Linked DNA regions of Homo sapiens: regions 1, 2 and 4 are each linked to region 3. A link is a loop called in an ENCODE intact Hi-C map of the cell type or tissue named here. Cell type or tissue: dorsolateral prefrontal cortex. All regions are shown on one strand. Links, peaks and the distances in the headings refer to the core of each region. The heading gives the core; the rest is flanking DNA.

Evidence for each region. Hi-C counts contacts between places; a loop is a spot of excess contacts. Peaks named below come from ENCODE experiments on the same cell type or tissue, not always from the same donor. Only the 100,000 strongest peaks of a DNase experiment are listed, where the experiment ranks them.
Region 1: it touches region 3 in a loop (2.8-fold over the local background); 3 of 110 quality-filtered maps call a loop at or near these places.
Region 2: a loop joins it to region 3, with 4 times the contacts of the local background. A loop is called at or near these places in 49 of 110 quality-filtered maps.
Region 4: a loop joins it to region 3, with 3 times the contacts of the local background. A loop is called at or near these places in 4 of 110 quality-filtered maps.

The regions. Positions count from the first base shown.
Region 1 is chr16:57,781,764-57,789,393 of GRCh38, forward strand. All of the region lies in intron 3 of KIFC3 (kinesin family member C3), which reads right to left. Among named protein-coding and RNA genes, the nearest start is that of MIR6772, 13 kb to the left of the region's middle. RefSeq lists enhancers at 1,973-2,575, 2,576-3,177, 3,470-4,129, 4,789-5,447, 5,448-6,106. In dorsolateral prefrontal cortex, for the core only: no CTCF peak of the experiment used is centred there; a DNase peak (open chromatin) is centred at 5,358; H3K27ac peaks cover 1,884 bases.
Region 2 is chr16:57,897,873-57,902,872 of GRCh38, forward strand. It overlaps CNGB1 (cyclic nucleotide gated channel subunit beta 1), which reads right to left. Exons shown (of 33, transcript NM_001297.5): 28 at 3,656-3,753; 29 at 3,480-3,563; 30 at 1-42. Among named protein-coding and RNA genes, the nearest start is that of CNGB1, 71 kb to the right of the region's middle. In dorsolateral prefrontal cortex, for the core only: CTCF peaks have their summits at 2,027 (motif pointing right) and 2,230; a DNase peak (open chromatin) is centred at 2,039.
Region 3 is chr16:58,117,343-58,124,627 of GRCh38, forward strand. All of the region lies in intron 1 of CFAP20 (cilia and flagella associated protein 20), which reads right to left. Among named protein-coding and RNA genes, the nearest start is that of CFAP20, 8.4 kb to the right of the region's middle. In dorsolateral prefrontal cortex, for the core only: a CTCF peak has its summit at 4,726; a DNase peak (open chromatin) is centred at 4,719; H3K27ac peaks cover 2,482 bases.
Region 4 is chr16:58,507,486-58,515,225 of GRCh38, forward strand. It overlaps NDRG4 (NDRG family member 4), which reads left to right. Exons shown (of 15, transcript NM_001242835.2): 9 at 323-379; 10 at 463-514; 11 at 1,477-1,524; 12 at 1,669-1,704; 13 at 1,816-1,867; 14 at 3,160-3,198; 15 at 3,937-6,134. The coding sequence ends at 4,091. Among named protein-coding and RNA genes, the nearest start is that of SETD6, 4.2 kb to the right of the region's middle. RefSeq lists an enhancer at 7,707-7,740. In dorsolateral prefrontal cortex, for the core only: CTCF peaks have their summits at 4,597 (motif pointing right) and 4,796 (motif pointing left); DNase peaks (open chromatin) are centred at 3,166 and 4,596; H3K27ac peaks cover 2,186 bases.

The DNA of each region.
Region 1 (7,630 bases), core at 2,631-7,630, 340 kb before region 3:
GTACTATTATTATCCCCATTTTACAGGAAGAAAAACTGAGCTCCTAAGAGGTTAAGCCTTGGTTAGGCAACTTACTTGAGGTCACCTGACCAGTAAGTGGTGGACCTAGGACCGGAACTCGCATCTGGCTGACCCTTGCAGAACCCTCACCCTTAACCATGGGGCCACACAGCCTTGCAGGAACAGCAGTGTGAGAAAGCAGCCGATCAGAAGCCAGTGGTGGATAGGGCTGGAAACACGGCACCATGGAAAACAAGGCAGAGTGTACCCCCTGGCGGGCTTTGCTTAGAGAGGCAAAGTTCAGAATTCCAGGAAAGTCCAAGTCTGAGTCAAACCACAGTGAGGCCAGCAGGAGACCAGGGCACACGGGAGTGACAGCTCACGATGCACCACACATTACAGTTGACCATCTTTTTTCTGTCCATTCTTACAACAGATCCACCCCCAAACTGCAATGCGACATTTGTGAGCCCCAGTTTAGAGACTGGGAAGTGAAGGCTCAGAGAGGAAGTGACTTCCTACAGCTGCCCAGCTGGCACATGGCACAGCCAGAATAGAATCCTGCTCACGGGATTCCAAATCCAAAACTCTCCCAGTAACAACAATGGTGGTGGCCACAGCAACACCAATGACTCACTAGGGATCATCTCATCACACCCTATTATTACATCCATCTCACAGATGAGGAAACTGACCTGCAGAGTGGTAATTAACTGTCCCAAGGTCACACAGCTAATAAGTAGTGCCAAAGTCAGGGTTTGAACCCAGCTCCAGGCCCATGTGGTTGGCCACATCTCCACAAGGTCGGGCCCTCCAGAGTATCTCAGAGACCTGGAGCTTCAGATACATCCCCTGAGAAATTTCCAGAAAAGAGCTGCAGTCAGAAGGTTCAAGGACAGGCTGGGCGCGGTGGCTCACGCCTGTAATCCCAGCACCTTGGGAGGCTGAGGCGGGTGGATCACCTGAGGTCAGGAGGTCGAGACCAGCCTGAACAACATGGTGAAACCCCGTCTCTACTGAAAAATACAAACAATTAGCCAGGCATGGTAGTGAATGCCTGTAATCCTAGCTCCTCAGGAGGCTGAAGTAGGAGAATCGATTGAACCTGGGAGGTGGAGATTGCAGTGAGCCGAGATTGCGCCATTGCATTCCAGCCTGGGCAACAAGAGCGAAACTCCATCTCAAAAAAGAAAAAGAAAAACAACATTCAAGGACAAAATGAGAACAAAGACCAGGAACCATTCTGAATTCCTAAGTCACTTGTGGGAGTGGGGTAAGCTCGGGGGTTCTCCTAAGAGAGGCTAGAGAGCTGGGGCTCAAATAACTAAAAAGGCTGGGATGTTTCCTCCTCACTTTCCCTTCTTAAAAAGTAAGTTGATTTTGTTAATTAAAGGAAAAAGTGTTTTCAAAAACCTCTTTAAAGTCACAAAAGGTTAGATACTACGATTTCACTTCTATGAAATGTTCAGAAAAGACAAATCCATAAAAACAGAAAGCAGATTAAAGGTTGCCAGGGGCTGTGGGGCAAGGAGCATGGGGAGTGACCATCAATAGGCCTGTTGGAGTGATGAAGACGTTTGGCAATGAGACACTGGTGATGGGTGCATTGCCACCTTAATATACTTACCACCGACCACCGAATTGTACACCTTCAAGGGGAGAATTTTATGGCATGTGAATTATATCTCCACAAAGCCCATTTTCTTTTCTTTTTTTTTTTTTTTTTGAGACAGAGTTTCACTCTTGTTGCCCAGGCTGGAGTGCAGTGGCGTGATCTCAGCTCACTGCAACCTTTCCCTCCCGGGTTCAAGCAATTCTCCTGCCTCAGCCTCCCAAGTAGTTAAGATTACAGGCGCCCGCCACCACACCCAGCTAATTTTTGTATTTTTAGTAGAGACGGGGTTTCACTATGTTGGCCAGGCTGGTCTTGAACTCCTGACCTCAGGCGATCCACTCACCTCTGCTTCCCAAAATGCTGGGATTACAGGTGTGAGCTACCACGCCCAGCCCACAAAGCCCTTTAAAAAACACTTATTTGCAAAATGAAGTGTCTGAAAAGCCTAACTGGGGAAGGTCAGGGAAGGAAGAGGGGCTGCTCAGCCTTTGCCTGAGGCCAGACACGTGTCCTTCAGGGTGGGCCCTGGACCCCCTGCAACCCCCCAAGGCGCTTGAGCCACACCTCTCCTACCACAAGTCCTTTTGCACTGGCTAGGCCTCAGCTCAGAGTACACTTTCCTCTGCTCTGTCCCAGAGCTCAGCTCAAGACGCCCAGGGACAAGCCCTCGAGGCCATGTGTGTGCCCATCCCAGTGAGCCCTTCCCACTTTCTGTGGGTGTGTGAAGCAAATGTCCGTTTTCCCCCAGGCAGAGCCTCCACCAGGTGGGAGCCTGCTGTCCACTGGGGTATCCCCCGTGCCCAGCTCAGTGCCAGTACAAAAGGGGCGTGCACAAATACCCAAGGGAGCAGGCGGGCATGCAGCAGGCAAGAGGATACAGGGCTAGCCTAGAGGAGTCCCCAGTTAGTGGGGAAGGCAGGCCCAGATAGTCAAGCTGTGGGGTAAGTGTGTAAGAGGAAGACACAAAGCATGAGGGGTGCCCCAAGGAGCCCCACCCGACTCAGCAAGGGGCAGGTGGGCAGGCCAGGCCATTCTTGAGAAGAGGACACACCTGTAAGCTGGAAGAAATGCTGCATTTCAAAAACGCGCACAATATGCTGCCCCCAGAACTGAGAGAACAAGTCACAGCACACATGATGCGCAACAGGCAGACGTCGGCATGTCCAGGCCATCTCTTTGCTGGCTCATGGGACACAGAAAGAACTTAGCTCTACCTGAAGGCCAGTCTGTCAACAGAGTGCTGGGCCCAGAGCTCAGAGGCCCAACAGCCAGGCCAGGGCACTGGATCAGAAGTGGGGATGATGTGGCAGACAGGCTTGGAGACCTTGGGGAAGTGGGCGAGGCTCAGATACAGCCACAGAGACAGACACTGAGGATGAGAGTGGGGAAAGAGGCCTGGGAGCCCACATGGAGATGCAGAAGGAGAAGAAAGTGACGCAGTCACACACACAGAAGAGGGCCGGTGGTCAGCCCCATGGGACGTGCAGCTCATGAGCCAATGGTACCCAAATGTCCTGCCCAGCCAATGAAGGAGACAACGCTGACCTGCATGAACCCTGGCTCTCCCTGGCTTCCAGAGGTTGAGAGATCCCTTCCCCAACATGCACTCAAACTAGCATCCACCTTTAACGAGAAATCAAAAGAACAAGAAACGTCATGCCAATCTCCTGTGGGGTGACCATCTGATGAGTTTTGTCCGCTCAGGCTGCCCAGTGCAGGGCACCGTCGAAGATGGGGTGGACTCAGGGTGGGAAGCACCCCGCACCTTCCTGCTCCACTCACATCTACGTCACCTCCTAGTGGGGAAGGTCCTGGCCCCTGGTAACCGCAAGGAGATGGGGCACAAGGAGGACCAGGATGGGAGGCCTCTGCAAGCTGAAAGAAATGCTGCATCTCAAAAGCGCATCCTCCAGGATGGGAGGCCTCTGACTCTCACCACCCTACCCTCCAGCGTATTCCAGGAAACGAGACCCCAGCTATCTCCTCTTACACCAGTAGCCTGGTGGGGTCAGGTGCCCAGGTGATGTCCTCTGACCTGCTCCATAGTGGGCAGTGGCCTCTGCCCATCCCAGCCTCCCCAGGTACCTGGTTCTGCAGCTGGGTGGACGTGGCCTGCTGGTCACTGTCGCGGAGGGCCAGCCTCTCCTGTAGGACCACCAGCTCCTCCTGTAGCTGGGTCTTCTCGTCCTGGAGCTGGGACATGGCCTCCACCATCCTAAGCACCATGGGGGCCGCACCTGGTGGCCCCGACAAGCTCGAGCACCTCCTGCTGCCAAAGAGACGCCCACCTACGAGCAAAGTAGTGGCTGATGAGAGGGCAGCAGAGGTCCCACGCTGGCAGAGGAGGGGGTCCATCACAGCAAGACAGACCACCAGGGATGATAGAGGTGCAAGCAGAGGGGGTGGGCAACCAGGTGAGGGCTGGGGCGGCAGCGGCATAGGTTAGCTGGGGCCTCCAGGGCCTGTCCCAGAAGAAGACACTTCCCCAGGCAGCATCTGGGGGATGAAATTACCTGGATCCGGACTTAAGAAAGCAATTTTCACTGAATACGGCTCTCAAAGCACATGTTCTAGGTCTGATGGGCCAGCCTCTCTCCATGGCCAGGCTGCAAGGAATCGCAGCTGGGAAAGACAAGGGATTCTCACCCTAGAAAACTCTATTCTTGTAGGAACGTTATTTCTTTAAGTCTCAAACCCTCTCAAGAGTACAGAAGAGTGGGGCTCCCCAGCCTGCCCCTGTGGCAAGTGGTCAACTGTGCAGAAAGAGGGGAGCCAGGGGAGCCGTGTGTATGTGCGAGGGACAGACAGACCAGGACACAAAGCCAGCCCCACACATGGAGCAAGAACTCAGCCAGCCGGCACCTAGCAAGGATGAAGCGCAGGAACCTCCCAGGCAAGAGAGAGGGAAACACCCGGCTGGGCAGAAGCTCTGCCTGAGTCCTCCTCCTCCAAAGGCCTCCCACTGTCCTGTCACCAGGAACGAGAGAGATGGACAGATGGATGAAGGACAAGAACACAGAATCAGGGCCCGTGACCTGTGCACGGGGCCTGGGATGCTTGTTACAGCTTGCTTCCAGGGCGCCAAGAATGGCCATGGTCTTTGCAGGTAGGGAGCAAAGAGTTTGGGGGAGAGAGAGAAGAATGGGGGGCTAGGGAGGAGGGATGGGGGGTTTGCCTCCTCCCCTCAGGGAGCACCAAATGGGATGTGACAGAGTGTGGCAGAGTGAAGGGTGAAGAGGGCATCTGCTGGCCAGAGAGCGCTGCCCTCCACCTCGGAGCCTGGGGCTCTAGGTGTTCCCACATTAGTCCCCAGGAAACCCAGCCCTCGGCAGGCTGGGGTTGGGGGGATCTTAGACTCTGGGAAGGAAGCCACTTGCACCTGAAGTCACACACCCCTCTGACAGCCTGGCCTGAGGGAAGCCAAACGGACTCAGCTGGACAGGGAAGTGGGGAGGGTGCAGCTTGCAGCTGGGCGGGGACATCTCAGCACAGCCCCAGGAGGAGGGGCAGATAGCTACAGGCCCCCCCAACCCGCTCTAGGAGAGCAGGAGGGGCACGCACAGGTCGGCTCTTCCCTCCTCCACCCGAGCACTCCAGAGAGCTGGAGCTGGGCATCCCCGGTTGGGTGGTGACCCTGGCTGTGTGGCCTGCACGTGATGCAGCATGTATGTCACACAGAGCTGGCCAAGCTCCTGCGATCTGTTCTAGAGTGAGTGAGATCAGACGGATGCTTCCAGGCCTGCACACGGGGCAGCATGAGCAGCACGTGACCAGCGTGGCCCTCAGCCCTTTGCAGGCTGCTGCAGTGAGGCAGGGAACACACTGGACTCCTGGCCCAAGAGCTGGTTCTGCCACTCGAGAGACGTGTGGGAGGGGCCCAGCAGGAGCTTCCTAGGAGAAATGGGGACAAGGAGCCTTGCCCGAAAGGAGCCCAGCACCATGGACATGCACAGGTGTGGGTGGCTGTTACACAACAGGCCATGGGGCAGAAATGAGGTCTCGGAGAGCCCAGCTCATCCAGAACACTGCTCACGCCACGGGATGTCACCCCTGCAGGGGCTCGCCGGGTCTCAGCACCGCGGCAGGGCAGTGGGAAGGGGGCCAGGAGAGTGCTTGTGGAGAAAAGATCTCCAAGAAGCTCATGGAGGCCCCAGAAAGGGGAGGACGGGAGGACAAGGTGAGATCAAAGGGGCCCTTGTGCTGGGGAGGCTGCACTCGGGGCTCAAAGATGCGATGCAGGCGTGGCCTGGACCCACTGACCAGGTAACCCTTGCTGTTCCCTGGGATCGGCCTTCCTCTTCTCAGCGCACAATCAGCAAGATGATGTCCCCTGCCCGAGGCTGGCCTGCCCACACTCAGCCAGACCCCAACCCCTGCCACTCGCTGCAGAGGAGTGCCTGGGCCCAGACAGGCCAGAACCCCAGAACAGGGCTCTGGGACAGCCTCAGAGAAGGGAGTGGCTCCTTCCACCACATGGCAAGTTCAGACACACAAGTTAACCTTTTGGCAATGGAGGAGGAAGATGACAGAAAGGCCAGCTCCTTTTTCCGTCACACGCTCTCTTCCTTCCGGGCTCCTAGAGGATGCTGCTTCCCCATTATCACCAGGCTCTCGCTTACTGCGAGGGACCCCCGGCATGGACCCGTAAGACTACAAGGGGGGCCTGTAGAATCTTCCAGAACCAGCCAGCCCTGGGCACCATGGCAGGCCCTGCCAGGGAAGAGCTGAGCCACTGGCTCCTTTGTCTCAGCCTCTGGCCAGGAGAATCAAAGTCCTGTCCTAGGAGCCTCCAGACCCTGGGGGCCCACGGATAGGAGGGAGAAGGCCGAGTCTCTCTCTGCAGGTGGTGGCGTCTGTGAGGCTGCCACCCTCGCCCTGCTTTAGACAGGCACTGGGAAAAAACAAAAAGCAGGGAAATTCAACCCCAGCCCACGCTGGCCAAGGACTCTTATCACTGGGTGGGGCCTGGATGCTGTGGGAGGCATGGGTGAGATGAAGGTTCTATACACACCACTGTCCCTGAATCCGGGAGAGGCAGGCTGGGGGATTGCAGCTGCGGATCAGGCAGCTGGAGTCTGTCTAGGCCACCTCCAGCCGGGGAGGACAGGGCATGGGGATATCACCAACTGCACAAGAGCCTCCCTCCTGCGCTGGCTTCACTGGGGAGTGCCGGTTTGGCGGGCAGGCCTGCTTTACCTGTATTCTCTACATTCATGGTGCCACCAGCTTCCCGGGCCTCCCGGGCCCGCCTGGGGGCCGGCGCCTGTCTCTTCCAAAGCTTCTCTTCTTTCGTCCCCTGACTCTGGCTCTTGCACCCCTTGTCCTGCAGGGCCTGCTGCCAAGACACAACCAGAATCCTCACGTGAAGGAGACTGTGCCAGGGAAGGACCCTCGAGCCAGAGGATGGTGTGCTCCCGGAGCTGGCAAGGATCCCAGGGCCCAGCGGGTCCAGTCCCTCCCTTTGTGGGTGGGTGGGGACGTTGAGGTCCAGGATCTGGAAGAGGATGTGCCAGGTCCCACAGCAAGACAGTGGCAGTGCCTTCTCCTGGCCTCCCTCAGCAGCTGGTCTTCTGCACCAGCAAAGAAGGTTCTTAGGTACTTCAAGTTCTCAGGTGAAGCTCATGCCATCCCTGCAGGGTCTGAGAGTCACCAGCACAGAGGCTGGCTTGCTTCCGGTGCGCACACCCCACAGGCAACCGTCCAGTCCCACCACACACGTATCAACCTCAGGGCAACTGCTCCCATGCCAGCTGCTGCCACCCCAGGCACACAGCCCCGCATCTCCAGATGGGACCCCCAGGACTGCCAAGGAGGCTGCGCAGGAGTCCGTCCGAGCAGGGGAAGGGCCACAGCCCTGCCTCCTTCACTCTCTCCGCCCCACAGGGCTATCGAGAGGCCATGGGAAGCCGTCTCCTCTTCCAGGGGGAACACAGGCAAAGGACTCGAGACAAAGAGAGCCAGTGCACAGGCACAGGGAGAGAGAGGGGAGGCACGAAGAGGTGTTTCATCCAGAGA
Region 2 (5,000 bases), core at 1-5,000, 220 kb before region 3:
TTGCCCTGCCTGGATGATGTACATCTCACGGCCGATCTCCCCCTGAAACAAAGAAGTGACAAGTCCCTCTGTTCATCCCCCAAAGTCACCAGAGAAGCAGCCAGGGCTGGATCCAGAGGCTGGAGGTCCGGCAAGGAGGAACCTAGGCACTGGGGTCCAGCCCTGCCACCACAACTTGGGGTGTCGTGTGGGGGCAGTCACTTCCCTCTCAGGCCTCAGTCACCCCATCTGTAGACTTGGAGGAGTGACTACCCCATGCCCTCCATAACTGACAGGGTTGCAGTGGGGGAGTTAGTGATGTCATGGAATGGGAAGTGCCAGCTAACCTGGGAGGTGCAGGTATAATGGAATTCTGCAAATTCCAGTTAGACTCACTGATGGAGGCAGGGCAAATCAGATAGCAGCTCCCACCATCAAATGATGTCTACACCTGGCACATCTCAGGGGCTCGGGAAGAATTTGCTAACTGCAACAGGAATGGGAACAACAATAACGATAATATTCAAATTGCCTTTTTTTTTTTGAGATGGAGTCTCGCTCTGTCGCCCAGGCTGGAGTGCAGTGGCATGATCTTAGCTCACTGCAACCTCTGCCTCCTGGGTTCAAGCAATTCTTGTGCTTCAGCCTCCCAAACAGCTGCGATTACAGGCATCATGCTTCAGCCTCCCGAGTAGCTGGGATTACAAGCATGTGCCACCATGCCCGGCAAATTTTTGTATTTTTAGTAGAGACAGGGTTTTGCCACGTTGGCCAGGCTGGTCTCGAACTCCTGGCCTCAAGTGATCTGCCTGCCTTAGCCTCCCAAAGTGCTGGGATTACAGGCATGAGCCACTGTGCCCAGCCCCAAATTGCTTTATGCAGTGTACTACTTATCCTCAACAACCCTCAGAGTCGAGATCACTCTTTGCCCAAGAGCTGGGATCTGAACCCAGACAGTCTGGTTCCAGAGTTCATGGTTGTTATGGGTTGAATTATGTACTCCCTCCCAAATTCATATATTGAAATCCTCATCCCCAGCATCTCAGAATGTGACCTTATTTGGGAATAGGGTCATTGCAGATGTAATTCCTAAAGATGAGGTCCTTCTAGACCTAATCCAATATGACTGGTGTCCTAACAAAAGGGAAATGTGGACACAAAGACAGGCATAGAGACCAGAGGATGTGAGGAGACACAAAAAAAACTAGATGACCACCTACAAGCTGAGGAGAGAAGCCACCCAGCTTGTGGTGGAGTTGCACAGTGTCCCGCGGCAGCCTGGAGAATGAATACAATGGCCTTAATCCCAAGTTAAACCGAATGCATGCATGAATGAATAGCTTGCTTTGGACTGCAATTAGAAACACCTAGTCTGCCATGCGCCTTCCAATCCTCATGCCTTCACCGGCCCTTGTCCTGGCCAGCTACCTGTGAGTCACATGTGTTTAAAAGGGGAAGAGGAGGTCTACAGAAAAAAAAAATAATAATAATAATAATTAAAAAGGGGGCCGGGTGCAGTGGCTCATGCCTGTAATCCCAGTACTTTGGGAGGCCAAGGCGGGCACATCACCTGAGGTCAGGAGTTCGAGACCAGCCTAGCCAACATGGCAAAACCCTGTCTTGACTAAAAATAAAAAAATGAGCCGGGCATGGTGGCATATGCCTGTAATCCCAGCTACTTGGGAGGCTGAGGTAGGTGAAATGCTTGAACCCAGGAGGCGGAGGTTGCAGTGAGCCGAGATAGTGCCACTGCACTCCACCCTGGGAGAGAGAGTGGGACTTGGTCTCAAATAAACAAACAAACAAACAAATAAATAAATAAGGGGTGGGGGGAGTGACCAAGGACAGTAACTGTCACACTTTTGACTTATTTGACAAAAATTTCCTGTGCATTTCACACATGCATGACCCCCTTAACAAAAAGGTAGAGAGGTTTGCCTCCATGTTTCTGTTTAGTTTGACAAGAGTGAAAGGGTGAAGGGACCCTCACCTCAGTAACCAGTCCCCGGGGTGTCTCAGAGAGATCGCTGCCGAGCAAAACCAGACAGCAGAGGGCGCCCTTCACACGTGCTCACCAAGTGCTCAATTTAATTTGCAATCACAGACTCTAGATTCACTTTTTCTCATTTAAAGCAAACTCTGCATCACCCACGAAGACAACAGCAACAGTACTGGCAGCTGCTGTGTGCCAGGAACAATGTTAAGCTCTGTATGCACATCTTATTCAGCCCTCACAACCACCCCATGAGGGAGGTACTATCAACATCCCCCACTTTATCCATAAGATGAGCAGGACTCAGAGAGGGCAAGCCACTTGCCCAAGGCTGCACAGCCAGGAAGGGGCTCCAGTGTCAGGCAGGCCACTCTATTGCTCCCAAACCCCTCTTTGCCCCTAAGGTTGCAGCTTTAAATTCTCAGGTCTCTGAAGCATACTTTTCCCCTCTTCACCCCGGCTCTCTGCTTCCAGAAATTTCACTGCTGCACAGCATATAACCTGGAGACAGGGACTTTCTTGGGGACGGGGGTTCCCAAGTCTTGCAGAGCCTGCTTGGGTAATGTTTCCCCCCGTATGCTTATTAACGGTTTATTATTAACTTATTAACGGCTCTGTGCAAGAGGACTGAAACCTGGGTTCCTGACCCCTCCCGTCACTCACCAAGTGACCTTGGTCTCACCTTGAACCCCAAGGACAGGGAGCAGAAAGGGCTCTAGACATTGTCAGGCCCCAGGATTCAACTCCAGATGTTTTCTGGGATCAGAGGGTGAAGCTGAGCAGGGAGGGGGTTCTAGGGTGGGGCAGTGGGGAGTGGTGGGGGCTGTGGCATCAGGAAGGGACACGATGTCCCCCTTTGGGGCAACCTTTCCTCCACCCCAGCTGCCTCTTGCCATTTGGGAAAGTGGACCCAGCGCTGGCAGATTTTCTGTTTTCAGCCAGAAATCTGAATTTTTATACAAAATCTCCAAATTTTTAAAGGTTGGGGACCAATTCAACATTTTTTAAAAATTAGAAAAAAAAAAACCCACAGAATACCTGTGTGCTGGATCTTATCCAAAGGCCACCAGTTTGCAACCTCTGACCTAAGCCCATCCCTTCTCCTGCCCCATTTTCCTGATGGGAAGATGGAGACCCCAGAAGCAGTTCCAGCTACACAGTCAAGGCCCTGCCTCTCTTCAGGCTCCACAGTTTCCCTTTCTGTAAGGTGGAGTTGGGGGGGGGGTCTTTGTCCTGGCCCCCATGGTCCTGTGTCAATGGAGCTGAGAAAATGCTTTGCAAAGCCCGAGGCACATGTGTGTTGACTGCATAGAGTCGGCAAAGCCTCCTAATCCGCTCCTGCTCTTGGGTCTGGTCAGGTCACTGCAGCATGAAGCCGCAGACGCTCTTCTCCCTCCCCAACAATCTCGCTCTGCCCTGGGCTGGCAGGCACCCCTCCAGCTCAGTTCCTTGAAAGCCAGGGGGATGGTGAACCCCAGATCCCGTGGTGGCTGCCAGGCCAGCTCACCTTCTTGCACACATAGTCGTTGGGCAGGTAGACAACAGAGCGAAGCCTCTTCAGCATGTCAAAGATCATCTGCCGGTCACAGCCCTGTCCCGGTGAGGAAGGGAAAGGAACTTTTTAGAGAAGATTGGGCTTGGAGCCTCCCACAGCCCTGAGCGTGAGGGCACCAAAAGGTGTACCTGAAAGAGTGCGACTTTGCTAACGATGTTGTAGTTCACGTCGATGGCGAGGTCCAGCCGCATCTTGTCTGGAAGCTGCACCATCAGCTCTGACTCATCTGTGAACAAGGCCTGGCAAGGGTCAGAGGCAAGGCCGGGCCCCACCCCAGACATACATACCGGCCAAGTGCCCACCTACTGGCTCACCAGGGCACACCATTGCCCTGCCGCATGGAACCACTCTGGATTTGTAGTGCACCCTCTCTCACCTCCAGGCATTTGCCAATACCGTTTCCTCTGCCAGGAGCACCCCTGTGCATTTCCCAAACTCCTACTCATTCTTCAGAACCCAGCACTAATATCACCTCCTCCAGGAAGCCTTCCCTGCCTTCCCTTGACATCCTCCACTCAGCTACTATGTTAGTAGCCCCTGCGCTGTTGCAATTATTGGTCACCTGTGTTCCCACTTCCCTGGAAGGACAACATCAGCAAGAACTAAAGTCTCTGGAGCACTTCTATGAGCCAGGCACCTGTTTTTTTTGTTGTTGTTATTTATGTTTTTGTTGTTGTTGTTGTTGTTGTTTTAGACAGTCTCGCTCTGTCACCCAGGCTGGAGTGCAGTGGCATGATTTTGGTTCACTGCAACCTCCACCTCCCTAGTACAAGTGATCCTCCTGCCTCAGCTTCCCGAGTTGCTGGGACTACAGGTGCCCACCACCACGCGGGCTAATTTTTTGTATTTTTAGTAGAAACGGGGTTTCACCATGTTGGCCAGGCTGGTCTCAAACTCCTGACCTCATTTGATCCACCCACCTGAGCCTCCCAAAGTGCTGGGATTACAGGAGTGAGCCACCGCACCCAGCCAAGCCAGGCACTTTTTAATAGAATGTTTTATAAAGATTATCTTAGTTTTAGTTTTTATTAAAATAAAATTTTTAAAATACTTTGAACCCTGAAAAGCTAAAAAAAATTTTTTTCTTTTAGAGACAAGGTCTCACTATGTTGCCCAAGTTGGTCTGAAAACTCCTGGGCTCAAGCAATCCACCTGCCTCAGCCTCCCAAAGTGCTGGGATTACAGGCATGAGCCACCGCACAGGTACTTATTTTTACTTTTCTGAGACAGGGTCTTGTTCTGTCACTCAGGCTAGAGTGCAGTGCAGTGGCACAATCACAACTCACTGCAGCCTCAACTTCCTCAGGCTCAAGCGATCCTCCAGCCTCAGCCTCCTGAGTAGCTGGGACTCACAGGGACGCACCAACATGCCCAGCTAAATTTTTTGACTTTTTGTAGAGATGGGGTTTCACCATGTTGGCCAGGCTGGTCTTGAACTCCTGGGCTCAAGTGATCCTCCCGCCTCAGCCTCCC
Region 3 (7,285 bases), core at 2,286-7,285:
GCAAATGCCAAACCCTAAGTAGGAGACTAAGGATTCAGCAGCCTTTCCACTGCCTCATACTGCCTCGTAGATTTCTTTCTTTCTCTTTCTTTTTTCTTTTTTCTGAGACGGAGTCTCGCCCTGTCGCCCAGGCTGGAGTGCAATGGCGCGATCTTGGCTCACCGCAACCTCTGCCTTCCAGGTTCAAGCGATTCTCTTGCCTCAGCCTCCTGAGTAGCTGGGATTATAAGCGTGCAGCACCATGCCCAGCCGATTTTTTTTTTTGTATCTTTAGTAGAGACGGGGTTTCACCATGTTGGCCAGGCTGGTCTCGAACTCCTGACCTTGTGATCCACCTGCCTTGGCCTCCCAAAGTGCTGGAATTACAGGCATGGGCCACTGCGCCCGTCCTGCCTTGTATATTTCTTTGGCCAGAAAAGCCAAAGAAAAGCTGAGTGTTACTGAGGAGGGCAGCAACAAAAAGTGAAAGCATTCCTCCCCTGGAGTTATCCTGCTTCATGCTTCCCTATCTGCTTTTGCCTAATTTTCTACTTTTTAAAGCAGGAATTCAATTCCCATCTGTGCCACACACAGATGCCTTCTTTAGCATTTTCAGCCCACACTGACCTCTCTTTTCTCTGATTTGTTTTTCTGGCTCATGTTGTCTAGACGACATAATTTAGCACCTCATCCTACATTGTTTTGTATTGTTTGCTGCATATGTAGGAGGTAGATGATGGGGAGGAATCAATATTCAATACAGATTCCTCCTCTCAAAATATTTAGGAAAGAACAATTATCTTCAAGCATTAAACTTTTAAGCAACTAATATGGACAGAACAGAGATATGCAAAGGCACTTTCAAAACAGGGCTGGGGCCAGGCACAGTGGCTCATGCCTGTAATCCCAGCACTTTGGGAGGCCAAGGCAGGAGGATAGCTTGAGCTCAGGAGTTCAAGATCAGCTTGGGCAACATAGTAAGACATTGTTTCTACAAAAAATTAGCCAGGTGTGGTGGCGTGCACCTGTAGTGTGCCTATAGTCCCAACTACTTGGGAGGCTAAGGTGGGAGGATCACTTGAGCTCAGGAGGTCCAGGCTGCAGTGAGCTGTGTTTGTGCCACTGCACTCCAGCCTAGAGGAGTAGGTGACAGAGCAAGACCCTATCTCAAAAAAAACAAAACAAAAAACGAAAAAAAAAAAACAAAACCAAAAAAACATGGCTGGGGTCAGGCATGGTGGTTCACGCTTGTAATCCCAGCACTTTGGGAGGCCGAGGCGAGAGAACTGCTTGAGCTCAGGAGTTCAAGACCAGTCTGGACAACATGATGAAACCCCATCTCTACAAAAAATTAGCCAGGTGTAGTGGCACGTGCCTATCGTCTCAGTTCCTCAGGAGGCTGAGGTGGGAGGATAACCTGAGCCTGGGAGGTCGAGGCTGCAGTGAGCCGTGATTGTGCCACTGTACTCAAGCCTGGGCGACAGAGTGAGATCCTGTCTCAAAAATGAACAAACAAACAAAAAAACAAGGCTGGACTATTAGGGCTGAATGGAATAACATATGAAAAAGATCAACTAGGTTTAGAACAGGAGACATCAGAAAGACAAACATACGGTCTTTCTTTGTGGAAAGGGCTGTGTTAGGCTGCCATAATCAATGACTCAATCACACTGACTAAAGCTCCTCTTGTTCACTCATCAGCCTGCTGATTACGATTTGGCTATTAGACTTGCATATGGGGATAAATCAGTGTTGGGTCTGGTAGTTTTATTTTTCAACATAAATTATTAATAATATGTTTCTGTTTTTAGACATTAGTCTCTGTGAGCTCTGTCACTGTGAGTCTGATCCACTCATGGTCTGCCTGGTGTTCTAAAGGTGACATCTGATGTCACTGCCCACCTTTTCCACAACTGCAACCAAGTCTTGTCTCCTTAAAAAAGAATAAGCTCAAGCAAGAGCCAAGACCAGTTATGAAGCATCATTTCTATCTTCGACAATGCTTAGCACAGTGCTAGCCATAAACTAAGCGTTCAAATATTTGCTGACTTCTGGAATCTGTCACCCTAAGAGCTGGCACATATGAATAGGTTCAAGGAGGGTTTTAAAAATTCCTGGATAACACATCCCCCGTGGACTATTATAGGAAGCCAGAGATCTGGGGCATATCACAAAGCCCACAGGGCCGCCAGCATGAAGAATGCTTCCACAAATGGGTGCCCATTGTCAGAGACAGAATACTGGGCTAGACGGGACCCCAATCCCTGCCAATGGAGCATTTCTTAGGCTCTCAAGACACAAAACGTCACATTGAAACGATTCTCAAACAAAGCTGGCAATGTTCAATGCCCTCCTGCTTTGAATTCTGGGCCCCTTTCCAAGGAGATTAAGAGCACAAAGGCCTGGGTCTGTGCAGAATACGCCACTACTGCCCGCCTCACTCGCCATCTACTGTTCCCAACCTAAGTGCCCACCTCACTCGCCATCTACTGTTCCCAACCTAAGTGCCCACCTCACTCGCCATCTCATGTTCCCAACCTAAGTGCCCACCTCACTCGCCATCTACTGTTCCCAACCTAAGTGCCCACCTCACTCGCCATCTCATGTTCCCAACCTAAGTGCCCACCTCACTCGCCATCTACTGTTCCCAACCTAAGTGCCCACCTCACTCGCCATCTCATGTTCCCAACCTAAGTGCCCACCTCACTCGCCATCTCATGTTCCCAACCTAAGTGGCGATATTCCTCCTGTATTTTCTGTGGAAAACCAAGCAGATTCAGTGAAGAAGGAATTAATGAAGAAATCATTTCCAACTAATGCGAGCAGCCCTACTGATAAGAGCTGGCAGTATTCCAACAAGATGCAAACACTACTTTTATAACACACCACTAATTATTCTCAATAACATAACCATTCTTTAAAACGGGACAAACTGCAAAGAGCAAATAGACAGTTAAATTGACAGGATTAAGAAGTAACTTGGGCCTGAAAACTGCTATTGCTAAAAAGCAACATGTTGCTATTGATCCACCCTTATTTAAAGCATGCCCTCAAATTTCACATCACTCAAGCTCTCTCTGGCCAGTGTCAACAAGAGGCCTCCCTCAGTTCCAGAAAGACCAGCCAGATCTCACAGGGAGAAAATGTTAGGGAATCTGCCTTCTGCCCATCTCAAAGTTTACGACTTCCCTGGAACTCCAGCAGATATGACCTATTCAGGTCTTCACAGAAGAAAACAAAGCCGTACAATGCACACAGAAGCCAATGCAGGCTGGAAGCTGGATAGACTGTAGTATTCCTGCACTTCTGCCCAGAGGCAAGCTAACTTTTAGTTGGATTTTCAATAAATTACTAAAGAGATTTCTTTTTCTCCCAGTGTTACTAGATAACAAACACACTCACAAATTTAAGTTTTACAAAATGAATGAATGTATTCCACAAAACAAGGGAACTTGGAGGGGTCAAGGCAACTTTGTTGAAGGAATGCCCATCAGTCTCTCTAGATTTTGAACCTGGCTGGTGGTAAGACAAACTAAACAGAGCTTTTCCCCAAGAGACTGTTTAACCCCCGATGAAGAAAAACACAAGTATCCCCATGTGAAAAGTCTCCAGAGGTTTGAAATCAAATTAAGTGGATTTGTTAGTGAATTGTGATTTTTCTCCTTTATTAAGTTTAAAGGGCTGCAAATACAAACTCACTGGAAAAGAGTAGCGTGGAGGTGGTAAGGGCGATCAATCAGATATGTGCATTAGAGGGTAATTTCCCAAAGCCTCTTCTCTAGGCTCTAAAACTAGGATCAAAGGGGAGAGGCGACAGGCAATTTGGGGCAAAGGCTCCCCACCACCCTGGCCATGTGGCTGTCATTGCCTAATATTATAAAGGTCTTCCAGGAAAGCAACCGTCTCCTAAAACCAGCTTCTGAAAACAGCATACAGGAAGATACATGTCTCAGAAAGTATCAACGTCCTTTCCTTAGCTCCTTCCAGTTCAGAGGTCACTGGGCAGGCGTGGCTTTGGGATGAAGATAAAATGAACTGCTCAGCATTTATTGCTCATGGCGGAAGCAGGTTTTAACATGTTCTGTCCTTCTCTAGATCACAAAGAGCCGACTGTTTTTGATTTGTTAATTCTTTTTCATTCATGACACATTCCCACTATCAAAGTGTGGCCTATGAGTGCTTTATTCCTCAAAAAAAATAAAATAAAAATAAAAATCTAAAGCCAATATTGTTTTATTTCATTAATTTCCCCTCCCCTGCCCATGAGCTGGAGATACTCAAAGAGCTTCAGAATCCAGTTACTGGCAATTACAGATCATAATGGTTCTCTGCCTCTGCAGACAACAGAGGTGACCAAAGCTTCAGGCCAGTCTTACAATCACTCTCCCAGGCTTTCCATGGTTGCTAGGGCAACTAATAAAGAACACCGATTTCTCTCCCTCCCCGCAATGTAAGCCTCAGGGAGGTGGGTCAAGCTGAGGGAAAAAAAAAATACTACTACTGGGATAGGGAGGGAGCTGGTGGATGCTGTATATTTCTATGACTGCTTTAAAAATAACATGAGTTGTATCCATTCCCTCCCCCAACTTTCATTTTTCTGGCCCCACCCACTCAGCCTGGCAGGCAGCTGAACCCTCAGCCATCTGGCATCCTAGCTTTAATGACACATGCTCTAATTTACATTAAACCATTAGAGCTGTCCATTTCAGCAGGAAAGTTCCTGCACTGGGTTAAGGGCTGGGTTCCCAGACAGAAATTAGGCAGAGGGAGACCCCTGTGGGGAGAACTGAGCATAGCTCCGACTCAGACTCCCAGGCTCCAAGGGTCAAAGGCTTCACTCCCTTCGCTGTACTTGACAGGGGCTATCCAGACAGCAGACAAGCAACTCTGGGCATACACCAACAACCCCTAAGTCAGCGTAAGGACAATTATGTGCACAGCTAAGAAAAGGCAAGTGTAATTAAAACCCATGTCTTCGGACGGGCGCGGTGGCTCACGCCTGTAATCCCAGCACTTTTGGAGGCTGAGGTGGGAGGATCACCTGAGATCAGGAGTTTGAGACCAGCCTGGGCAACATGTGAAACCCCATCTCTACTAAAAATACAAAAAAATTAGCTGGGTGTGGTAGCGCATGCCTGTAATCCCAGCTACTCAGGAGGCTGAGGCAGGAGAATTGCTTGAATCCAGAAAGAGGAGGTTGCAGTAAGCTGAGATTGTGCCATTGCACTCCAGCCTGGGTGACAGAGCGAGACTCTGTTTCAAAAAAAAAGAAAAACAAAACCAAAAAACCATGTCTTCGTTCAATTACAGTAAAACCTGACTCAGAATAATGAAGAACATTCTCCAAGTCAGAAAAAAAGTTTTACCACCTTTATGTCCAAATACACTCAATTCTACTACTGAAAACAGCACCAATTTAATTTTTATCAACAAGGCATGCTAACTAAAAACTAGAATGTAGGAAATTTTTTCTGAAGAGAGACTTTATTTTTAAAATTAGAACAGGACATGGGAATCTAACACTATCCAGCAACAGCAGAAGACTCTGGTCTAATATTTAGTCTTGGAGTAGGGGAGAAACAGCAGCAGCTGAGAGAAAGACAGGGTGACAGGAAAGACAGACAAAGGCGTTTTCATGAATTAATGCAATCTCATCTCATGTACTTTTAGGATACTATCTTGTTTTTTTTGAGACAAAGTTTTGCTTTTGTTGCCCAGGCTGGAGTGCAATGGCACCATCTCGGCTCACCGCAACCTCCACCTCCCGGGTTCAAGTGATTCTCCTGCCTCAGCCTCCCGAGTAGCTGGGATTACAGGCATGTGCCACCATGCCCGGCTAACTTTTGTATTTTTAGTAGAGACGGGATTTCTTCATGTTGGTCAGGCTGGTCTTGAACTCCTGACCTCAGCTCGCCTTGGCCTCCCAAAGTGCTAGGATTACAGGCGTGAGCCACTGCGCCCAGCCAGGATTACTACCATTAAGACCGAAAATTGGCTGGGCGCAGTGGCTCACGCCTGTAATCCCAACACTTTGGGAGGCCAAGGCAGGCGGATCACGAGGTCAGGAGATCGAGACCATCCTGGCTAACACGGTGAAAACCTATCTTTACTAAAAATGCAAAAAATTAGCTGGGCGTGGTGGCGGGCGCCTGTAGTCCCAGCTACTCCGGAGGCTGAGGCAGGAGAATGGCGTGAACCCAGGTGGTGGAGCCTGCAGTGAGCCGAGATCGTGCCACTGCACTCCAGCCTGGGGGACAGAGCAAGACTCTGTCTCAAAAAAAAAAAAAAAAAAAAAAAAAAAAAAAAAAGACTGAAAATTACAGCATGTTTTACACAAGTATAAGTGGGAACAGAACCTCCTGGTATTTTCCTTACAACCAGAAGTAATGTTTACATTAAACGTAAGAGTCTTTTAATAAATATAAGATTTGCTGGTCCCAGATGTCAAGGTAACATTAAAGAAACCCCTAATTTCTTCTAAGCTGTTGGTTTAGAAACTTACAAAAGCTTCTATCAGGAAACTGTATAGCCAGGAATACAGACCTTAAGAAGCTAATAATGTCAAGTGTGATAAGAAAGAAGTAAATTAACTTACCCTGAAGAGTTAAGGAAGGTCACTCTGAGAAAGGCCTTTGAACTGTGACTGGAGCCTAATGAAAAGATGGGAGTGAGGCTTGTGGGGTGGTGAGGGGCAGCGCCCAGCAGAAGGACCAGGAAGTGCAAAAGCTTGAAGGTGAGAGAACAGGACTTCCTTCAATTCAGTAGGAGGCTACTACTAAGAGGGGGAACCGGGTGAAGTGAGTCCCGCCTGGAGAACAAGTGAAGCAGGTGCCAGAGCATGGGTTATGTGGCCTTAGAGCCACATTAAGGGCTTAGGGCTGGGCGAGCCACGGTGCAACAACTAAATTCTTCTCATTTCAGGAGTCTGGTTTTACAGTACTTCCTATTCCTAGAAATCTGGATGGTGGGCTAAGTTCAAACATCTTATTTTAGTTTTGAGCAAATTCCTCAGTCCCTGCCATATTTAATTCTGTATGTCATTACTTATAAAGTACTAACTACAGTCATGCATTGCTTAAGGATGGGATTACGTTCTGAGAAATGCCTCATTAGGCAGTTCCATGGCTGTGTGAATATCAGAGTGTACTTACACAGACTTAGACAGTACAACATCCTACACACCCGGGCCATATGGTATAGCCTATTGCCCCTAGGCTACAATCTGTACAGCATACTACTGTACTGAATACTGTAGGCAACTGTAACATAATGGTACGTATTTGTGTGTCTAAACATAGAAAAGGTA
Region 4 (7,740 bases), core at 1,475-6,474, 390 kb after region 3:
GTGCTAAGAAAACAAAACAATAGAGAATAGAGAGACCCAGGGCCTGCCATCCCATATGGTCCAGGAGACAGGCCAGTAGCAGAAACTCCCACAGCACAGGTGGCGGTGCGCATGGCTCTGAGGGGGATAGAGAGCAAAATTTGAGAGCCCACCTGGTATGTGCTAGGGAGTCCAAAAAGCCGTGACAGGGAGCCTCCAGTTCATTTATGCAGAGCAGGTCCACGCCTCCCTGCTTTACCAATTGGCAGTGTTGGGCTTGGGATGCCCCTCATCCTGTCCTGGGGTGCCCACCTCTGCCTCTGCCCCTCCCCCTGCCCCACAGCCGCAGAGACCTGGACATTAACCGGCCTGGAACGGTGCCCAATGCCAAGACGCTCCGGTGAGTGGCCCCTGGCCCTCTGGCCTGCCCTGGCCTTTGCCCCCATGACCCAGCCAGACAGCCCTTTTCCTCTGTATCTGCAGCTGCCCCGTGATGCTGGTGGTTGGGGATAATGCACCCGCTGAGGACGGGGTGGTAAGTGAGGGGCTGTGGGCTCACTGGGGGTGGGAGGTAGGGGTGAGGGGCTCACTGGCCCCTGCCCAGCAGGGACAATTCTTGATCCAGCCCAGGGGAGCCTCCAGGGCCAGCAGTGGACGGTGGGCTTCTTGTCCACTTTCCCACAGTCTTGCCAAGCCTCACATCTGGCATAGCCCCCATCCTTCTGGCTGGGGAGGCCTGGAAATGGGGAGAGCTGGGGCCAGGGCTGGGCCATCAGAAGGTCCCCTCTTCCCTCCCCAGCAGCACAGCCCCAACTTGGTCCCTACCCACCTCAGGCCCAGGGTGTACGATCTTTTTTCTAAAATGTGATCAAGCCATTATAAATCATTAACGCATACAGCGGCACGGTCTCCCTTTTCCCGTCACCTGCAGCGGTTATGTTTGGGGGCCGTGTGTCACCTCTCCTGCTGGAACTCTGGGAGCAGGTGGCCTGAGGCTGGGATGCCCCATCAGCACAGAGCTGCTGGGAAGCTGCAGGGTCCAGAAGTGCCCAGAGCAGCCCCGTGCGCCCTGAAAATACCAGGCTTTCCCATGCCCACTGGGAGGTCCTGGAAGAGCAGGGTGGTGGGCTGTGCCAGCCCCCTCCACCCAGTCTCTCTCAGACCCTCGGCACCCCTCACCTCACTGCCGAGGGCACTGGGGCTTTCCCAGGCCAGTCCCACCACGGCAGCCCAGCCCTCGCCTGACTCCCACTCCTAGCAGTTGTGAGTGGGCTCCAAGGGTCCCAGGCCCTTCAGTGGGGCTGTTAAACTGGTCTCCAAGAACATGGGGAGCCCTGGGAGAAGAAAGCCTGGGAGGAGCAGCCTGTCACAGCTGCTGGGCCTCCCTCTGCCTCCCTGCACCCCCTCTCCTCCCCGAGCTTGGGGCATCAAACCTGCCTTGGCAATGGGGGTGGGGAGGGGCAGGGGCTGTTGCTGAAGCTGGCTCCTTGTCCTCAGGTGGAGTGCAACTCCAAACTGGACCCGACCACTACGACCTTCCTGAAGGTGAGGCTTTCTTCCCCAGCCCTGGGCCAGCTTCCCTAGCATGGGCCCAACCTCAGGGAGGTGTTTTCCTGGGGTCCCAGCCAGGGTGGGAGCTTGTCCTGGAGTGAGGGCCCTGCTCAGGTCACCCCACTCTCTCCCTTGCAGATGGCAGACTCTGGAGGGCTGCCCCAGGTCACACAGGTGAGACTTTTGGCCCTCCTGCCCTTACATCTATGGGGAGGGGGAAGCCTCTACCCTACCTGCTAATCCTAGGCAGCCAATGAAAGCATGTGCTTGTCCTGCCCTCCGCAGCCAGGGAAGCTGACTGAAGCCTTCAAATACTTCCTGCAAGGCATGGGCTACAGTGAGTACATTTCCACCCCACCCCACACCACCTAGAGACCGGTGGGCAGGCAGTGCTGGGGTTGGGGCTCCTGTTTGCAGGGCTGGCACGTGGTGTCAGGTGGTAGTAGGGAGCCCATAAGCATAGGAGTTTTGTGTGACCTGGGCCCCGGATGCTGGGCCCCACAGATGCCACCTGAGTTGCAAGTTGGCCATCCCAGGCTGTGCCCAACTCCCCTTTGCCCTTAGGGAGGACTTGGCGCACTGTTCTGATGGCAGTGCTGGGCCTACTGGGGGAAGGGACTCTTCCTTCCGTGCTGGGGGTCCAGGGCCAGGGGCCGTGTCCTGCCAGGGAAGCCTGTCTGGGGGTGAGGCACACTCCCCTCACCCGCCCCAGGGCTTGGGGTCAGAGCTGGGTCTATGGCACCTGAGAAGGCCTTTTGAAACAACTCATGGCTGCACCCAGGGGCATCATAGGAGTGGGCTTGGAGTTTGGGGCCAGGGAAGGCAACTGGGGCCGCCTGGCATTCAGAGAGCTGAAAGCAGCTGAACCTGGCTTGGCAGATCTGAAAATCTGGGTCTGGGGTGGAACCAGGTACACACACACAGACACACACACACACACACACAACACACCCCTTGTGTGTCTCCTTGACTTCCCCCTTCCCTCCAAGACATACCTGTTCCTCCAGGTCCCCACTGCCAGGAGGCAAACTTCCTCTTCTCAGTTTGTTTTTTGTTCCCCTCCAGACTTCAGCCTCTGGAGCTATCTCCAGGGCAAACAGGAGGGCTGCCTGTGGGAAGGCTGGGGAGGACACCCAGGAATAGAATGCTCTCTGGAGCAGGGCAGAGCCCTAGGGCCCACAGGGAGGCTCCGCAGGAGCACAGAGTCTGGAATCAGGGCACAGCAAGCATTTGCGAGGTGAACGGAAGAACATTGTCAGGCGCTGAGACGCGTTCTCAGGGTCCTGGGGAGAAACTCCACCAGGCAGCCCCAAGCTGGGAAGGGCACAGAGCGGGCAGGCCTCCCCCATTCTGTATGCAGGAGACTGAGGCCTAGGAGAATGGTGAGGGGATAAGCACCCCACCTGTCAGGGCTTCCTTGGGCCAGAGATCCTTCTGGGGGCCACTGCTGGGTGGGCAGGCAGGAGTGGGCTTCCAGAAGCCTCTGGCCCTGCCCCCAGCCTCTCTGTGCCTGTCCTTTGTCCCATCTCTCTGGCTCATCTCAATGCCCTTGACTCAGCGGACCACGCTCTTCACTGTGTTGTGTCTCCCCCATCCCCGCCCCCTCTCCGGCTCTGTCTTCTCTCTTAGTTGCGTACTTGAAGGACCGAAGGCTGAGTGGAGGAGCAGGTAGCCCCACGGCCCTTCCCCTGATGCATGGACGCCCAGCCTCCTCCTCCCCCGCTCCTTCCTCTGCGCAGTGTGCTGCAGCCAGGCCGCATCTTGCTGTGGTTTGGAACCTTCTTGTGTCCTGTTCAACTCAGAAACCCCACAGATTCTTGCTTTTCTGCAGGCTTGGCCTCTAGGTTGGCTGGGTTGCAGAGCAGTCTTGCTTCTAGGTTGTCATGAGCTGCGTGGCTTCCAGAGCTCTGGGGATAGGAAACAGACCCTCCTTAGAGGTAGAGCCCAGGCCTGGCCCTGCCTGAGCCACATAGGTGGCCAGGAGAGTTCCGGAGGGTAGAGTTTGCTGCCCGCAAGTCTTGCTTGTGAAACTCTGAATTAGGGAATTAGGGCACAGTCTGAATTGAGGGCAGTATGCGACCACCGCTCCGCGTCCTCCTTTACAGAAACAGTCCTACTTCTCCACTGGCATCCTCTTGAGGGAGGCACGGCTGGAAACCCAGCACCTCCCTGCACCAGCTCAGGGCTGCCTGGTCAGCTGCTGGCCGCAGCCCCCTAGGCCCACTCACTGTCGCCGGCCCTGCATGCCCCCAGCCCGACAGCTGTCGCCAGCCTCCTGACTCAGGAGGAGCCCTTTGTGCCTTCGAGGAACGGTTCGCTGGCCGCTTTGCTTGCAGCCTACTTTTCCCACCAGAGGCACCTGGCCCTGCCCGCCAGTCCTCAGGCCCATCCTGTCTCTGTCCACAGTGCCCTCAGCCAGCATGACCCGCCTGGCACGCTCCCGCACTGCATCCCTCACCAGTGCCAGCTCGGTGGATGGCAGCCGCCCACAGGCCTGCACCCACTCAGAGAGCAGCGAGGGGCTGGGCCAGGTCAACCACACCATGGAGGTGTCCTGTTGAAGCCCTTGATCCCGCTGACGACGCCCACGTCGAGGCCCCACCGCCATCCTTGCGCCGGCTCATGTTCCCTTTAGTTTATTTTTGTGAGGGCAAAGGGGAGGAAATGGGGTTCTGTTTGAAAAAAATGAGGGGATCTTAGATGCTGCAGCAGAACAGTCTCCAGGTGTTTTAAGGGGCTCAGTCCTCCTCATCCCATCTCACTCTCCGTGGTAACTTAGCCAACTTGACCCCTCTCATCCCACTCCCGGCGGCCCAGGCACAGAAGGGCAGGGCCATAGGGAGGGAGATTCGCTACGGATCCAGGCCATTCCTGGGTGAGCCCTTGGGCAGGCATGTTTGGAGATGAGAGAGGCTTCGAGAGGGTGGGTGCTGGGCCACAGGGGTGCGGGGCCAGCTCAGGCACTGGCGTGGGAGCCCTGGGAGACCCCTTCCCCCACCCTCCACCAAGCACACCTGTTTCTGTCTCATAGCACATGTGACAATCATCTGGACAACAGCCACAAGGGGGCGCTCGGACCAGGCAGCCACTTTCCTGGTGCTCTCTGGGCCCAGCTGGTGCTGTAGGGCCACGCAGGCAGGGGCGTCAAGGGGTTTCTCTGCCCAAGGAAGACAGAACATGGAGAACCGTCAGGGCAGGAACCCCACAGACTGTCCCTTCCAGCCCACACTCTGCCACCTCCTGGCCCTGTCCCAATTCTGAGCCAAGGCCTCCCCGAGGCAGAAGTTGCCTGGTCCTCTGTCCCCACAGTGACCTGACTGGGGGTGAGGGAGAAGGAGGAGAGAGCCCATGTGTGGTGTGTGTGCCCCTGAGAACTTCGTGGTGACTGCCTTTGGGAGCCCGCAGGTGGCCAGAGGCAGGGGTAGCTGAGTTCCTGGAGACCCCTTTTTTGCCCCCAGGTTCCCCAGAGGGCAACGCCATCAGTAGCAGTGTGGTGTTTCAGGCAGAGCTCTGGCCAGGCTGTGCCAGTGTGTCCCGGACGCATCACTAAGGAAGAGAGAGTTTATTTAGTCAACTGGCCCAAGGCAGCGAGGCTTCTACAGTCCCACACCCCATAGCCGCCTGGGCTGGGGCTTACTGGGGGCTGAAGGTTCTGGACATGAACAAGGGTCAGGTAGAAGAGAAAGGCTTCCCCTACACCCCAGCCTCCTGCTGTCCCCTGAAGCCCAGGACTGCGTTGTATGCTTTCCATCCACTCACCTTACCCCATAGCATCTTGCGGCCCAGAAACCAGAGCCATTTGTCTCAGACCCTAAATCAATAATCACAAACCCCAAAACGGGAGAGAGCAGTGAAAACATGCAGGGCTGTGGACGGGGGAAGGGTTGTGGCGGGTGTTCTGAGGCTGAGAGGACACCTATATGCGTATTTCCTCTACACACATCACCCCCCTTCTATAATCTTAAGCCATGACTAGCCTGGTGGCGTGTTAGTTTCTGCCCAGTTCTACCCCCTCATGTGCTTCTTCTGAATACTGAATGTGACTGTTTGAAAGCTGGTAGAATTCATCCCTCTTACTGTAGATAACACTGCAAATCTTGGAATTTTGTTTTTTGCTGTTTCCAGATGTATCTATAAATATCTATACATTATATGTGTGTGTGTGTGTGTGTGTGTGTGTGTACATCGGGTCCTCCCATGTGTGGTGTTCTTCTGGAGGTTGTCTCTTTGGTCAAGGTGAACTTTTAATGTTTATTATTTTCTTCTCCGCACAAAGTAAAGAGCCTAATTTTGTGTATTCTGGTGGCTGCTGTCATGAGATGATAAAATGTAAAACAAAACTCTAGTCAACGTAGAAAGAGTTAACTGTGCTGAAAAACTAATAAAGAACCTAAGAAGAATTCCAGTGTGGTGATGCCATGCCCATCATGGGAGGCTTTTGGAGAAACAGAATGTTTGGGCAGGGGCTGCTGGTGCTGCTTGGGTTTTGGGTTGAGGGTGCTAGGAGAGGATGGTCTCCACCCATCTTTCTATTTCCAGTACACGTCACATTATTTTACCGGTGAGATGAGAATGTCACAAACATTAAAAGCCTTATGTGCTCATTTCTGCTTATGTGCTCATTTCTCCCCTGACTCTGTGACAAAATACAGCTCTCCTCAGCCAGGCACGGTGGCTCAAGCCTGTAATCTCAGCACTTTGGGAGGCTGAGGCGGGCAGATCACTTGAGGCCAGCAGTTCGAGACCAGCCTGGGCAACATGGTGAAACCCCGTCTCTACTAAAAATACAAAAATTAGCTGAGCATGGTGGCGCGTGCCTGTAATACCAGCTACTCGGGAGGCTGAGGCAGGAGAATCGCTTGAACCTAGGAGGCAGAGGTGGTAGTGAGTGGAGATCGTGCCACTGCACTCCAGCCTGGATGACAGAGCAAGACTCTGCCTCAAAATAAAACAAAAAAACAAAATACAGCTCTCCAGAAAAAAATGCCTTAAAGACAAAACAAAACACCCCTGCCCTCCAAATCTCTTGCCTGAGTCACTACATTCCTTCAAAGATAAATGACCTACTCTTTGCCTTCTCCTAAACATACGATCATGTCTGACAGGGTTAATGATTATACTCTGCAATCTATAACCAGATATACTTATCCCTAAACTTTGATATGATTTTACACATACTAAATCTTCACCTATGTATAACCTAAACTAAAATACCGTGTTAGAGGAGCCTCACAAGATTACTCCTGGGCTACAGGCCTCAGTCTATAGTCCTCAATAAGGCTTCTAAATAAAACTAATTTTAATTATTTAAAAGCTTAATATTTTTTCTTTAGTCAACATACCAATCCTTACATTAATTCTACAGAGTAGGTATTATCTTAGTTTCGCAGGTGAGGAGACTAAGGTTCAGGAAAAAGGATTTGCCTGAGTAACAGACCAGGCCGCGCGCGGTGGCTCACGCCTGTAATCCTAGCACTCTGGGAGGCCGAGGCGGGGGGATTGCCTGAGCTCAGGAGTTCGAGACCAGCCTGGGCAACGCGGTGAAACCCCGACTCTACTAAAAATAAACACAAAAAATTAGCTGGGCATGGCAGCGTACGCCTGTAGTCCCAGCTACTTGGGAGGCTGAGGCAGGGGAATTGCTTGAACCCGGGAGGTGGAGGTTGCAGTGAGCCGAGATCGCACCACTGCACTCCAGCCTGGGCGAGACTCCCGTCTCCCCAACGCGCCAAAAAAAAAAAAAAAAAAAAGGAAAAAAAAAAAAAACTGAGTGTTGAGCTGCGGCGTTGCTTGGCTTCAAAACCCATTCCTGTAACCTCTATATTCACAGCCTCATTTTCTTACATTTAACAGCATGCTACTTCCCCAGGTTTAACCACCATTTGTTTTATTCATTTATTTACCCAATAGGTAGATATTGAGTCCCTACTATGTCAGCTAATAAAACCCACCACGTGCTATGCAGCAGATTAAAAACGAGGATGTACTGGCAAATAAGGGCAGAGAGGATCTATTCTAGATCCAGGAGCCCTCTAGGCCACGCCACTCTGAAACACACACGAAAACTGCTCTGAACGAATACCACCAGTAAAAGGGTTCCATGGCCATCGGCAACAAGGGGTCGAGATCAGGAGGTCGCTCGCCGCCCAGTTGCGTCGCTCACCACCGGCCGGCCACCAGACCCTCGGCTTCCGATCCAGAAACCGTATT